Regions from separate parts of the Homo sapiens genome. Here region 2 is linked to region 1. Evidence: chromatin contacts called from ENCODE POLR2A ChIA-PET data. All regions are on one chromosome and are shown on one strand. The core of a region is the stretch at or near the end of the contact, and the rest is flanking DNA. Distances in the headings are between cores, read along the strand shown.

Evidence for each region. ChIA-PET counts read pairs that join two places held with the same protein, here RNA polymerase II (POLR2A).
Region 2: POLR2A ChIA-PET joins it to region 1 with 13 read pairs in activated CD4-positive, alpha-beta T cell. The contact joins the promoter of CSNK1A1 here to the promoter of ANKHD1-DT in region 1. POLR2A ChIA-PET finds 5 or more read pairs at or near these places in 2 of 52 experiments (HEK293T and activated CD4-positive, alpha-beta T cell).

The regions. Positions count from the first base shown.
Region 1 is chr5:140,398,071-140,404,848 of GRCh38, reverse strand. It overlaps ANKHD1-DT (ANKHD1 divergent transcript), which reads left to right and starts at 3,448. Exons shown (of 2, transcript NR_186045.1): 1 at 3,448-3,738. ANKHD1-EIF4EBP3 (ANKHD1-EIF4EBP3 readthrough) reads right to left here and starts at 3,016. Exons shown (of 36, transcript NM_020690.6): 1 at 2,576-3,016. The coding sequence starts at 2,881. ANKHD1 (ankyrin repeat and KH domain containing 1) reads right to left here and starts at 3,016. Exons shown (of 34, transcript NM_017747.3): 1 at 2,576-3,016. The coding sequence starts at 2,881. RefSeq lists enhancers at 2,813-3,702, 3,893-3,942, 4,033-4,182, 4,273-4,422.
Region 2 is chr5:149,548,977-149,555,754 of GRCh38, reverse strand. CSNK1A1 (casein kinase 1 alpha 1) reads left to right here and starts at 4,316. Exons shown (of 10, transcript NM_001892.6): 1 at 4,316-4,913; 2 at 5,574-5,680. The coding sequence starts at 4,791. It also overlaps a transcript of ARHGEF37 not described here. RefSeq lists enhancers at 3,739-3,808, 3,366-4,159, 3,859-4,528, 4,559-4,618, 4,749-4,808 and 3 more.

The DNA of each region.
Region 1 (6,778 bases), core at 2,199-4,698:
GTAGCGTGTGCCTATAGTCCCAGCTACTTAGGAGGCTGAGGTAGGAGGACCACCCGAGCCCAGGAGTTTGAGGCTAGCCTGGACAACATAGCAAAACCTGTCTCAAAAAAAAAAAAAAAATTAAGGCCGGGCGTGGTGGCTCATGCCTGTAATCCCAGCACTCTGAGAGGGCGATCACCTGAGGTCAGGAGTTTGAGACCCACCTGGCCAACATGGTAAAACCTCGTCTCTACTAAAAATACAAAAAAATTAGCCAGTCGTGGTAGCAGGCACCTGGAATCCCAGTTACTAGGGAGGCTGAGGCAGGAAAATAGCTTGAACCTGGGAGACGGGGGTTGCAGTGAGCCAAGATCGAGCCACCGCACTCCAGCCTGGGTGACAAGAGCAAGACACAGTCTCAAAAAAAACAAAAAAAACAAAAAATTAAAATTAAAAAAAAAGGCAAATGAGTGACCTTTCATCTCACCCATGACAATTATGTAAAAATGGTCAAGAAAATCAAGGTCCCCTTTTTCTATCACATTTAGACCAAAGCAAACTCTTTCAGATTCTCATTTACAAGTTTCATAGAAAATAAGCTCTAATCTTTAGTCTAAGGATATCCCCCACACTTCATTTCCTAGCTAAAAAGTACTGTGTTCTAGCTTAATCTCTCACGTTTCACTGAAAGGATAAAATAAAGCCTTCCACAAGACCAAGAGCAGGGATACTCCAGAGTCTCTCCCCATAACTGCCTACTCAAATAAAACATTTCTCTCACCTTGGCTTAGAAGTTATTTCCCTTACCGTGAAATTCAAAGACGTAGACATTCAAGGGACTACCCGCCTTATAACCCACACACTTTTTTTTCCAAAGCAAAATGTTAGGGTCAGAATGTACTAAGGTTTTAAATATTAAATAAAACCCTGTTCAGACCTAGAATGATAAGACAGTATACTAACTGCAGTCTGTAACCCACAAATAATTTCTCCTTATTCCTCTCAAATCCAAGAGCCGGGATTGTTAGTACACACAGAGAAATTCCTGTACTTTAACACCAAGACCAGAGGTTAAAATAACTGGTCACAGGTGACAACTCAGGCACCTCAGAACCAAAATAGAAGAAATACTCTGAGCACTTAAAACAATCACGGTACAGTACTCTACGCAAGCCACAGTCAACAGAAAAAAGTATACACATAAAATACCGCCCCTTGGGATCACAAGGTCAGGAGATCGAGACCATCCTGGACATGGTGAAACCCTGTCTTTACTAAAAAATACAAAATATTAGCCGGGAGTGGTGGCACGCGCCTGTAGTCCCAGCTACTCAGGAGGCTAAGGCAGGGGAATCGCTTGAACCCAGGAGGCGGAGGTTGCAGTGTGCCGAGATCGCGCCACTGCACTCCAGCCTGGCGACAGAGCGAAACTCCATCTCAAAAAACAAAAACAAAACCCGCCCCTTTTTCCCCAGAACCCAAAAGAAGTTAATGCCTACCATCCCAGGTTGCTCAGACCTAAAAATGTGTACACATTAGAGTACACACAGAAGAGTTAAAGAAATGAAGGACTTCACTGCAAAGGCAGAGTGAAGGTGTCCAGCCGGGCACGGTGGCTCATACCTGTAATCCCAGCACTTTGGGAGGCCGAGGCGGGCGGATCACCTGAGGTCAGGAGTTCGAGACCAGCCTGACCAACATGGTGAAACCCCGTATCTAATAAAAATACAAAATTAGTCGGGCGTGGTGGCGCACGCCTGTAATCCCAGCTACTCGGGAGGCTGAGGCAGGAGAATCGCTTGAACCCGGGAGGCGGAGGTTGCAGTGAGCTGAGATCACGTGTATTCTAGCGTGGACAACAAGAGCGAAACTCCATCTCAAAAAAAAAAAAAAAAAAAAAAAAAAGAAGAGGTTTCCACAGGTTGCCCCACTTTCTCCAAGCCTAAAACCTCCGAGTTCAGCTACCCAGCTATTCCGAAGCTCAGGGATGCCCTGGAACTTCCTTTTCCTGTCTAACTTCACAAAAGGTCCCAGAAGGAGGAGTCACGTGATTTTTCAGGGTAAAAGCCGAGAGATCCCTAATACTCAAACCTGTCTCAAACTGAAGAGGGAGAATAAGAACCGTCCTTAAGCACACAGGTAAGACACACACAAGGCAGAAGGCAAATAAACGTATCCCTCAACTCTGAGGAGAGGCAAAGAAGAGAAACGATCTTTGCACCAGCTCTGTCTCTGTCTCTGTTTGTCTCTCTCAGTACCAAGGGCAGGGACTCTGGCAAGACCCCGCCCCCCACCCCCAACTCCAAAGCAGGGTGGGCGGGAGGCAGCCTGAGGAGTCCCTGTTCCCGCGCGAAGCTCAGAGACCAAAGGACTCCCTATTGTGGGTCTACGAATGGTGACGGGAACCTGTCCCGCTCGAGCTAAAGAGTAAGCCGAGGGCTCACTAGGCCCTCACCGCGGCCACCGCCGCCATGGAGCCGACCGCTGTCACAGAAGGGCTCCACCAGGGAAGCGGGAGGATGGCCCCGGCCCAGAGCCTACCCAAAGAGAATTCACGCCTCACAATGTGTGGGAGGCGAGGGTCCCGGAGCCTTACCTCGGACACTTCGTCCTCGTCACTGCCAGAGGCACCACCTCCACCCCCGGTCCTCAGCACGGCAGCCGCCAACTTGAAATCCAGCGCCGCGTCCCCTCCGCCCGTACCGCTGCCGCTGCCGCCGCCGCCGCTGCTGCCGACTCCCGACGCTGGCCCGGCCTCCCCAAAGAGCCTCACGGTGCGGATCCCCAGACCGACCCCTCCCGGCGGAGGCGGCTCCGAGGCCCCAGCTGGGGCGGATCGCGGAGCCACAGAGTCCAGGTCCTCCTCAAAGGAGGTGCCGCCGCCTCCGCTATCAGTCAGCATTGTTCGCACCCGGAGCCGGAGACGGTGCCGACCCACTCGCGGTCACCGCCGCCGCTGATCTCGGGAACGAGAAGAGCAGCAAGAGGAAGAAGCGTCTCCTTTCCCCCGTCCCAGCAGCGCCACTAACTTCTCACTGCCTAACCTGCTGCCTCCCGCCCCCTCGACTCGCCACTGGCTGCAATACCCTGGCGGCTGCAGATCATTGGCCAAAGTGACCCGTCGCTCAGGCTCTTCGTCACGCGCCGCTCGCTGGCTCGCAGCCGCCAAGCTGCGTTGACCCGCGCAGGCCTAGGCGGTTGCGAACACCCGCCTCCCACTCTTCACCAGCTGACTTCCGCTCTTTTCCTATGTCTATTGGCCAACCCGCCTGACTATCGCGTCACGACCTTAAAGTGGATTAGTTGGCCTTGTGGTCAGTCATAGTGACCCCGAACAATGGGAGAATTCATTGGCGCCATAAAGTGTCGGTCACTTTGTCGCGGGACGTCGCGTGGTACAATTGGCCTGTGGGAGTACCATTGATCCCGCCCTCATCTGAGGTGACGGGAAAGGGCCGGGAAATTTCCACTTCTGAATAAAATGACTGCTGAAGTGATGACCCGCAAGAATTGGTCAAATTTGGAGTAGACTTCACCCTGCGCTTGGTGAAACTTCTACGTCAAGGATGCAAGAGGCGCCGAAGTAACGCAGCTCCCACCTGTCGCTCTCCGCTGGGCGCCGAGACTATGGCCGGAGAATAGCTGCACCGGGATTGGAGAAAGGAAGCCATCAGTCTTAGGAAGGCTCCACCTTCCTGCCATTGCCTGGTTGGAGGAGCGTAGCGTCAGTCACTAGAGCAGTCACCACCTCTGGGACAGGTGAAGATGTGTAACCTATTTGCCGGGGGCTATTTGGGAGGGAATAGAGGACGGGGAGCGATGAGGGGACAGTCGAGGGGCAAGGCCGATCTCGCTTCGCGCCTCCCGCCTTTCTGAGTTGAGCCTAGCGCGCGGGTCTGAGGGACATCCGGGGAGCTGCTTGGGATGGCCGCCTTGGGGAGACTCGACCCGCCCGCCAGGACCCGGCCGCGCGCCGCAGTTCGGGCGCCTTCGGGCAGGATCGCCCAGCGGGGCCGCGTTCTCCTGCTTGCGGACGGCTGCGGGCCTGAGGGCTGGACAGCGCCATGCCTCAGTACCGGGAACTGTCCCACGTAGGAAGGTGGGAATGCCGCGAACGGCGTGCGGAATCCGACCTCAAGGTGGAACGGGGTGGTGAAGAGTGCATGCTCCGAGGCAGTTTCGAGTTCTGGTGCTGCCACTTACTTGCTGCCTGACTTCGGCGCGTTTGCTGTTTCATTTTTGTGACTTTCAACTCGCTCCTCTGTGAAATGGGAGTAATATTAGTACCTTCCTCATTGGGTTGTTGTTATGAATAAATTAGATGATAATATAGCGCTTAGCAAAGTCCCAAACTTACAGGAAAGACTCATTTTTGCTAGTTATTGTCTCCTCTTCCTTCAGGAACTCTCTGCTCGCCCCTGGGTCCTGCCAGCCCAACTAATTCTAGTTCTAATCAGATCTGTGTGGTGCAAAACAAGGCTAGCTGTGGTGGTCTTCCCTCCTCTAAGGAGATCTCTTCCTCCCTATATGCATCTCTCTATCTCTGTCTTTATCTTGTCAGTAAAGAGGGGGGTTAAAAATATTCAGATTCTATAGCGGGCGCCGTGGCTCACGCCTGTAATCCCAACACTATGGGATGTTGAGGCGGGCGGATCATTTGAACCCAGTAGTTCGAGCCCAGCCTAGGCAACATGGTGAAATCCCGTCTTTACCAAAAATACAAAAATTGGGCTCGGCGCGGTGACTCACGCCTGTTAATCCCAGCACTTTGGGAGGCCTAGGTGGGCGGATCATTTGAGGTTAGGAGTTCTAGACCAGCCTGGCCAACATGGCGAAACCCCGTCTATACTAAAAATACAAAAATTAGCCAGATGTGATGGTGCGTGCCTGTAATCCCAGCTACTCGGGAGGCTGAGGCAGGAGAATCACTTGAACCCAGGAGGCGAAGTTTGCAGTGAGCCAAGATCGTGCCACTGCACTCCAGGTTAGGCGACAGAGCAACACATCGTCTCAAAAAAAAAAAAAAAATTAGCCGAGCATGGTGGTGCATGCCTGTAATTCCAGCTACTCAGGAGGCTGAGGTGGGAGGGATCCCCTGAGCCTGGGAGATGGAGGTTGCAGTGAGCCGAGATCGTGCCACTGAACTCCAGCCTGAGCAACAGAGCGGTGCCCTGTCTAAAAAAATTAAAAAAATAAAAAAAAAACGGTTTCTATCTAATCCTTTAATCAGACATGACCAAAAAAGGAGTCTGGTGGTTTGTATGGAAAATATCCTTTGACCCAGAGAATGTCCATATGATAACAGAATTTGGCTGAAAAAAAAAAAAATGGCCGGGCGCAGTGGCTCACACCTGTAATCCCAGCACCTTGGGAGGCAGAGGTGAGCGGATCACGAGGTCAGGAGATGGAGACCATCCTGGCCAACATGGTGAAACCCCGTCTCTACTAAAAATACAAAAATTAGCCAAGTGTGGCGGCGCGTGCCTGTAATCCCAGCTACTCGGGTGGCTGAGGCAAGAGAATCGCTTGAACCCAGGAGGCGGAGGTTGCAGTGAGCCGAGATCGCACCACTGCACTGCAGCCTGGCGACAGAGCAAGACTCAGTCTCAAAAAAAAAAAAAAAAAGTCATTTTCTCCTCTCTTACAACTTTAACAAAGGCCTTTATATATCTCAACTGTGCAATATTTAATATTTCGTCATCCTTAAACTGGGATCTTAAAATTTTATAAGAATATAATGATTTTTAAAATAACTTTAAAAGTTGATTCTGCCAAACATTTATTTAAAAAACATTTTGAATATCATAAACATTTCTTTGGCTTAGTAATTGCTCATTTTGACATTTCACATGTAAAGGATAGTGTTTTCTATGAGCAGAACATGTTTGTTAAATGTTCTTTCTAGATAATAAATAAGTTGTAGAAAATGTTAAAAAAAAGTCTTGTACCTATTCTAGAGAACTATTTTAATGTAAATGCTATGTACACTGGCTTTAGTTAGCATTTGTGGAACTTAATTAGCCTATATCCTCAGTGCTGTTAAGTTTTCAAGGCATGTGTGACTAAGTCACAACCCAAACTAATAACACCAACAAAAGAAACCTGGCACTGCCCAACCCACTTCAAAGCTGGATTATCCAGAATTGGTATGGATACATCCTTAGGCAAAAACAGGTATTGACTGGTACAGCATTACAAAGGAACTAGTTGTCATGCTTACTACTGATACAAAAATAATTTCTGATGCAACTCCCTGAACAAACTCATTAAATTCTTTAAACAAATACAATGACTCTCAAGGACACAGGGAAAGGAAATCTGGATATATATACATTTTTCTCAATTTATTTGAGAGGGAAGAAAACACTCTCTTTACTCAGTGCCTAGCAACTAACCCTGAGTATAGCTAAAGAAATGTGATTGAGCAATAATCTTTGTTTCACCAGGACCTTTACTTGAGATACTTGTCAGTAGTTTGACAGTCAGTATGGGAATTAGGAACTCCTAGTCTCCTATATTTTGGTGACTGCTATATAGAATCTCTATTAAATGTGATTTAATGGCTGGGCATGGTGGCTCACGCCTGTAATCCCAGTACTTTGGGAGGCCAAGGTGGGTGGATCACCCGAGGTCAGGAGTTCCAGACCAGCCTGGCCAACATGATGAAACCCCGTCTCTACTAAAAATACAAAAAATTAGCCAGGCGTGGTGGTGGGCGCCTATAATCCCAGCTACTCAGGAGGCTGAGGCGGGAGAATTGCTTGCACCTGGGAGGCAGAGGTTTCAGTGAGCCAAGATC
Region 2 (6,778 bases), core at 3,067-5,566, 9.2 Mb before region 1:
TACTCTTTCCTTTTTCTCTTTCTTTTGGTAGTAGTTGTGGCTCTAGTCCTGTCACTGCCACTAAGATCTCTATGATTTTGGGCAAGCCACTTTGTCTTACTGGGGCACAAATGATATGTGTGAAAGTACTCTAAATTGCAGGCTGGGTACAGTGGTTCTTGCCTGTCATCCTAGCGTTTTGGGAGGATGAGGCGTCAGGATCACTTGAGTCCAGGAGTTCAAGACCAGCCTGGGCAACAAGGCAAGACACTATTTCTACAAAAAGTTAAAAAAAAAAAAAAAATTAGCCAGGCATGGTGGTGCCTGCCTATAGTCCTAGCTACTGGGGAAGCTTGAGGCAGGGGGATTGCTTGAGCCCAGGAGGTCTAGACTATAGTGAGCTATGGTGGTGCCATTGTACTCCAGCCTGGGTGACAGAGTGAGACTTTGACTCATAAGTAAATTGCAAAGCATTAAAAAATACAATTATTATTATTGAACTAGGTGATCTCTGTATTTCCCTCAAGGTCTAAAATTTTTATTTTTATTCTACACTTTTGATATTTTTAGTGAATTCATCTGATCTAGAAGCCAGAAATTGCTCTTTGAAGACTCCTTTCTTTCTTTCTTTTTTTTTTTTTTTTTGAGACAGAGTCTCACTCTGTAGCCCAGGGTGGAGTGCAATGGCACGATCTCAGCTCACTGCAACTTCCGCCTCTCGGGTTCCAGCGATTCTCCTGCCTCAGCCTCCTGAGTAGCTGGGACTACAGGCGCCTGCCACCACGCCCGGCTAATTTTTGTACTTTTTAGTATAGACGGGGTTTCACCATATTGGCCAGCTGGTCTCGAACTCCTGACCTTGTGATCCGCCTGCCTTGGCCTCCCAAAGTGCTGGGATTACAGGCGTGAGCCACCGTGCCTGGCCTAAAAGACTCCTTTCATTACACCAAAGCTGCTGCTGATTCAATAAGTACAGAATGATTTGTGACTTTAACAGCAACACCAAAAACAGGTTATTCTTCAATCTTTTAGGCTAAAATTACTGCAAATGATACATGACTTTAAGAAGAAGGCTGAGTCATAGCCAACACCTGAGGACTTCATTTTCTATGTAAAAAAAAAAAAAAACAATTTTGCCATTCTTAAATCCAATAAATTTAAATCTTAAGAAACTAAAATCACATTTGAAAAGGCTAGACCCACTCACATCTCATTTTTGTGCATTTTGCTGGGCACTGTCAGTGTTGGAATGGTGACTATAGCAGGCAGGAAACAAAGGAGGACTCATACCTTATATACAAAATTATAGAATCTCAGGGTTAGAAGGGTTTCCAGAAGTCATTTAGACCAGTAGAATTTAATGGGCTTACACAAGTTCTAAAAAAAAGGCGAGGAGGATTAGACATACAAGTACCTATCATTCATTCATTCATTCATTCATTTATTGAGACAAGGTCTCACTCTGTTGCTCAGGCTGGAATGCTGTGGTTTGATCATAGCTCACAGCAGCCTGGAACTCCTGGAGTCAAATGATCCTCCTGCCTTGGCCTCCCAAAGTGTTGGGATTACATGCATGAGCCACCGTACGCAGCTTTCAACTTTTTTTTTGAGACAAAGTCTCACTCTCTTGCCCAGGCCGGAGTGCAGTGGCACAATCTCGGCTCACTGCAATCTCTACCTCCCCAGTTCAAGCGATTCTCATGCCTCAGCCTCCCAAGTAGCTGGGATTACAGGCATGCGCCACCACGCCCGGCTAATTTTTGTGTTTTTAGTAGAGACAGGGTTTCACCATGTTGGCCAGGATGGTCTCGAACTCCTGACCTCAGGTGATTGCCCTTCCTTGGCCTCCCAAAGTGCTAGGATTACAGGTGTGAGCCACTGCACCCGGGCTCAACTTTTAACCGAGCAAGAATATTTTAAAAACCAAAACCATCTACCATCGGCACCTTTTTATAAAAGAGCATTTTAATGACACATATGTGAAAAGACTAAATCTCAGAATGAAATATAATGTGAAATCAGATAAATAAATGAAAGATGTATTGCTTACTTTTCTCACATCCTCATGGCAAACTTTGTTAGCCACTTGCACCTGTCCATACACAGATCTTTGGGAATCACTAATTTAGACCACTTCATGCCCACCCTTACCCTGCCCCCGGCTTCATTGAGCATTTTTATCACAATACCAAAATATCCGTCTAAATGTATACCTCATCCCCTTATGGAGAACTCCTCAAGCTGAGGAATCCATTAAACTTTGGATGTGTGTGAGAAAATTAGCAGAAAAGGAGTGATCTCTGGAAAACTCAAGATGCTTAAACTTGGCTTTTTTTTTTTTAAGACCAGAATTGATTAATTAATTAATTTTTTAGATGGAGTGGAGTCTCGCTCTGTCTCCAGGCTGGAGTGCAGTGGCACGATCTCGGCTCACTGTAACCTCTGCCTCCCAGGTTCAAGCGATTCTCCTGCCTCAGCCTCCCTAGTAGCTGGAGCTACAAGGCACATGCTACCATGCCCAGCTAAGTTTTGTATTTTTAGTAGAGACAGGGTTTCACCACGTTGGCCAGAATGGTCTCGAACTCCCGACCTCAGGTGATCCAGCCGCCTCGGCCTCCCAAAGTGCTGGGATTACAGGTGTGAGCCCACCATGCCCGGCTGCATTTTATATCAGAATTTAACAGCAGATTTTAACTTAGTCAAAACATGCTTTAGAGTCACCAAAGGAGAATGATGTCTAACAGTGCTGATTTGGGAGTTGGGCACCCTGAGTGTTGGTTGGGCTTTAAAAACTTCATGCTAAACTTCAGGGGAAGTCTCCTCCCCTCTCTCTTCAGTTGTCTTCCGAGATGAACCCTATTACTAATTACTTGACCACCTTTCAAAGTTGCAGTTAAAATTCTTCACATTTTTCTCCCATTTCTATTTAATTAATTATTTTTTTTTTGAGACAGGGTCTCTCTGTTGCCCAGGCTGGAGTACAGTGGCGTGATCTAGTCTCACCGCAACCTCCGCCTCCCGGGTTCAAGCGATTCTCAGACTCCCGAATAGCTGGGGTTACAAGTGTGCGCCATCACACCCGGCTAATTTTTGTATTTTTAGTAGATACGGGGTTTCATCATGTTGGCCAGGCTGGTCTCGAACAACTGACCTCAAGTGATCTGCCCGCCCCGGCCTCCCGAAGTGCTGGGATTACAGGCGTGAGCCACTGCGCCCGCCCCCCATTTCTATTTTAATTAAATTTTATTTAGGATAGGCTTAGCTTAAATTTTTACGACTGAGGTCTGACTTAAGATGATAGCATCAACCATGGAGTTTTCTTTCGTGAACATTATTATTACTAAGCCCAATTTTCCCAGGTCAAATTTTGTAAAACAAAACGTGGTCAAAATTTGATTCTCTGATCGATTTTTTGTAAAAAAGAAAAAAATTACCGTGTAGTTTTAAATGTTGTCAATTAAATTTTGTAATAGTTACCTCTACTCTGTTCAGGTTAATACTGAGGTTTTCAACAAGACCAACATACGATTCTTTTTTTTTTTTTTTTTTTTTTTTTTGGTGGGGTTGAGGGGACATAACAGTTTTTTCACTCTTGTTAAATTAATTTTCTGTTGATTCCATCTATCCTTAATCTTCATTATGAGCAACATACCAGGTTTTCTTCTGAAGATCATATGTGGTAGTGAGGCAATAATGCAAAGACATAGGATGGCAGGGGGATTCCGGCTTCTTTCTTTCTTCCCCTCCTGTGGAAAGAGGGTCTATAACACTCCGTAGTAGATAGGACAATTCTAATTATGAAGGGTAATTAGCTAGGCTCTGCTACAACCGAGAGCCCTGAGAGATTCCTCGACGCTGGCTGCTTTTCTCTTCCTCTCCACCAGAGGCGACAGCCTCTTTCCAAACAGAAACTGGGTTGGAATAGGCCGGTCCGGGGGAACGGCCAGAAGAAAGATCAAAGGTTAAAAACCGCCTCAAAGAGCACAGGTCAATACCCAACTCCTAAGGAGGCCTTAAGCTTTCATCTGCCACGAAACATGAAGGTGACTCCTCCCAATATCAAGGCCGGGGGGCCACTCAGCCTTCCAGAGACCCGGCGGGTCCGAGGCGAGTAACAGGTAACACCTGCTGAGCCGCCGCCGACCGGAAGTGGAAGAGAGCCCGGGACGGGGGTGAGGACAGGCCGCGGCACGCCTGCGCAGTCAGCAGGAGTTGCAGCGCTCATGCGCAGCTGGGCGGTGACAGGGTGACGCTCGGAGCGTGGGCCGCGACTCTCACGGATCCGGTTCCGCCCTCTCGCTGCCGATCCTTCGGAGCGAGCGCCCGAGATCCCTTTCCCAGAGTGCTCTGCGCCGTGAAGAAGCGGCTCCCGGGGACTGGGGGCATTTTGTGTTGGCTGGAGCTGGAGTAACAAGATGGCGTCGTCCGCGGAGTGACAGGGGTCCCTCTGGGCCGGAGCCGGCGGCAGTGGTGGCAGCGGTATCGCCGCCCTAGCTCACCGCGCCCCTTTTCCAGCCCGCGACGTCGCCGCGCAAGCGAGGCAGCGGCGGCCGCCGAGAAACAAGTGGCCCAGCCTGGTAACCGCCGAGAAGCCCTTCACAAACTGCGGCCTGGCAAAAAGAAACCTGACTGAGCGGCGGTGATCAGGTTCCCCTCTGCTGATTCTGGGCCCCGAACCCCGGTAAAGGCCTCCGTGTTCCGTTTCCTGCCGCCCTCCTCCGTAGCCTTGCCTAGTGTAGGAGCCCCGAGGCCTCCGTCCTCTTCCCAGAGGTGTCGGGGCTTGGCCCCAGCCTCCATCTTCGTCTCTCAGGATGGCGAGTAGCAGCGGCTCCAAGGCTGAATTCATTGTCGGAGGGAAATATAAACTGGTACGGAAGATCGGGTCTGGCTCCTTCGGGGACATCTATTTGGCGATCAACATCACCAACGGCGAGGTAATCATCTGGGGTGGGGTTCACGATAACGCTGCGCTTTTACTCATTCCCCCCACCACCACCGTGCACCCCCAAAGTGCTCGGGCCTCTCCTCATCGCACGCACTCGCCAGGGAGTCCAGGGAGCTAGTTTTCCTGGCTTACGAACCTCGTCCGCTGTCTCCCTAAAAGGGTCAAGAACCCGATAGAAAGGTTGGGGGAACTAGTTTCCCACCTTGTTAAACACGTCCCATAAATGTCCCTTAGTCGAGCTTTTTTTTTTTTTAACCGTCTTTTAAGGTGGAAACGGCAAAATCCTCTTTCAGTGATTCCCATGTTTTTTTTTTTTTAATTCTTAATTCTACTGGGCCTCTTGTTCCAATTAGAACAGTTTCCGATCGCCTAGTTCCTTAAAAACCTCTCACTACGTTCAGAGGTTGCCTCTTTTTTCTGGATGAATCATTTTCCTGCACTTTAGAGGACGTACGGATTTCGTCACTACCCCCTGAAGAGGCCTTTGAGGCTGGTTGCCTCGTTTTATAATTACCGAGAGCTTTCTCTTTCCAGCTTTTCACTTCTTCTTGTAGTCGCGACTTGGAGTTTTGCTAATGTCTCCCTCCTTTCCTAAGTGACATTGAATCCGTAGGGATGTTGATGCCATCATCCCCTCTTTCCCCTGCAGGAAGTGGCAGTGAAGCTAGAATCTCAGAAGGCCAGGCATCCCCAGTTGCTGTACGAGAGCAAGCTCTATAAGATTCTTCAAGGTGGGGTTGGCATCCCCCACATACGGTAAGAACCCGGTGCATATAGGCGATCCGCTGAGGGAAGCACGGAATGGGGAAGTGGGTAGAGGCAGGTAATGAGACCAGCTGAATCCGGGTCTTGGTGTTTTAGTTACCTGGGTTCCCTATAGCTGGTGGTTTCCTGTAAGTCAGTCATCTCAATTACTGAGTAAATTTCAGTTTGCCAACTTATTTCATTGTATTACACTGCTCCATTTCGCTTCCGTCATTCTCACTCTTCCCGAGGCTTTCATTTGCAGTTATGCGTGCAGGTCATCTTTGATCCCTACGCGGAAGGGTTGGCTGCTGCCTTTTTTACGGCGGCACTTCTGATGTACTTAGGTTTGTCCAGTGAAGTGGATTTGAAGGTGCCGAAGCGACCCGGCAGTGTCAGTTCGAGTTGCTATTGGAGCTGGCTTGGGAAATGGCTGCTCTTTTGTTGTGTTTTTGTTCCAACATGTCTTCCTCCTCCGCTTAGAAAATGGCGGAACGACGTGACTCAACCCCATATTCCTGCCCTTTTCTCAGCTTGAGTTCACAAATTATGCTTCCTTGATTCCTCCTTTAGCAGCCCCGAGTGGATTAAACCTTTGAAAAGCCAAGAATAAAGCTGCAGGAGGCGGTGTGGAGGTTCGAGGAAGGAGATGGCATAGTGACAGTGTTTGTGATCTCTGCAGCAGATGTGACACGAAATTGTTGAATTACACTATGTAAAATCCTTCGTAGTTCTTTTAAAAGTGTTAATTACTCTTTCTTTTCGTGAATGGTCATATTTGGCACGTTTCAGTCGGGACTAAATTTGTATAGGTAGTGGCAAAGGCAGTTTGAGCAGCACCAACTATGTTAAAATTTACTCATATCAGTTGTATTTAAAAAAATCTTAATCACTTAGCCACACTTTGATAAGTAATTTTAACCTGTTGAGTTTGTCAGTAAATCTTCACATCAGAGAAATTGGGGCCTTTGTTGGTGTGGAATATTGGTGAGTGCAAATAGCAGTAACGAGGATAAAAGATGACGAGATAGACATTGTTCTGTCAAATGGTTAACTTTACTTTGGAGGGTTTTAATGTTTTAACTTTTGGGATTAAAGATCCTCTTCATG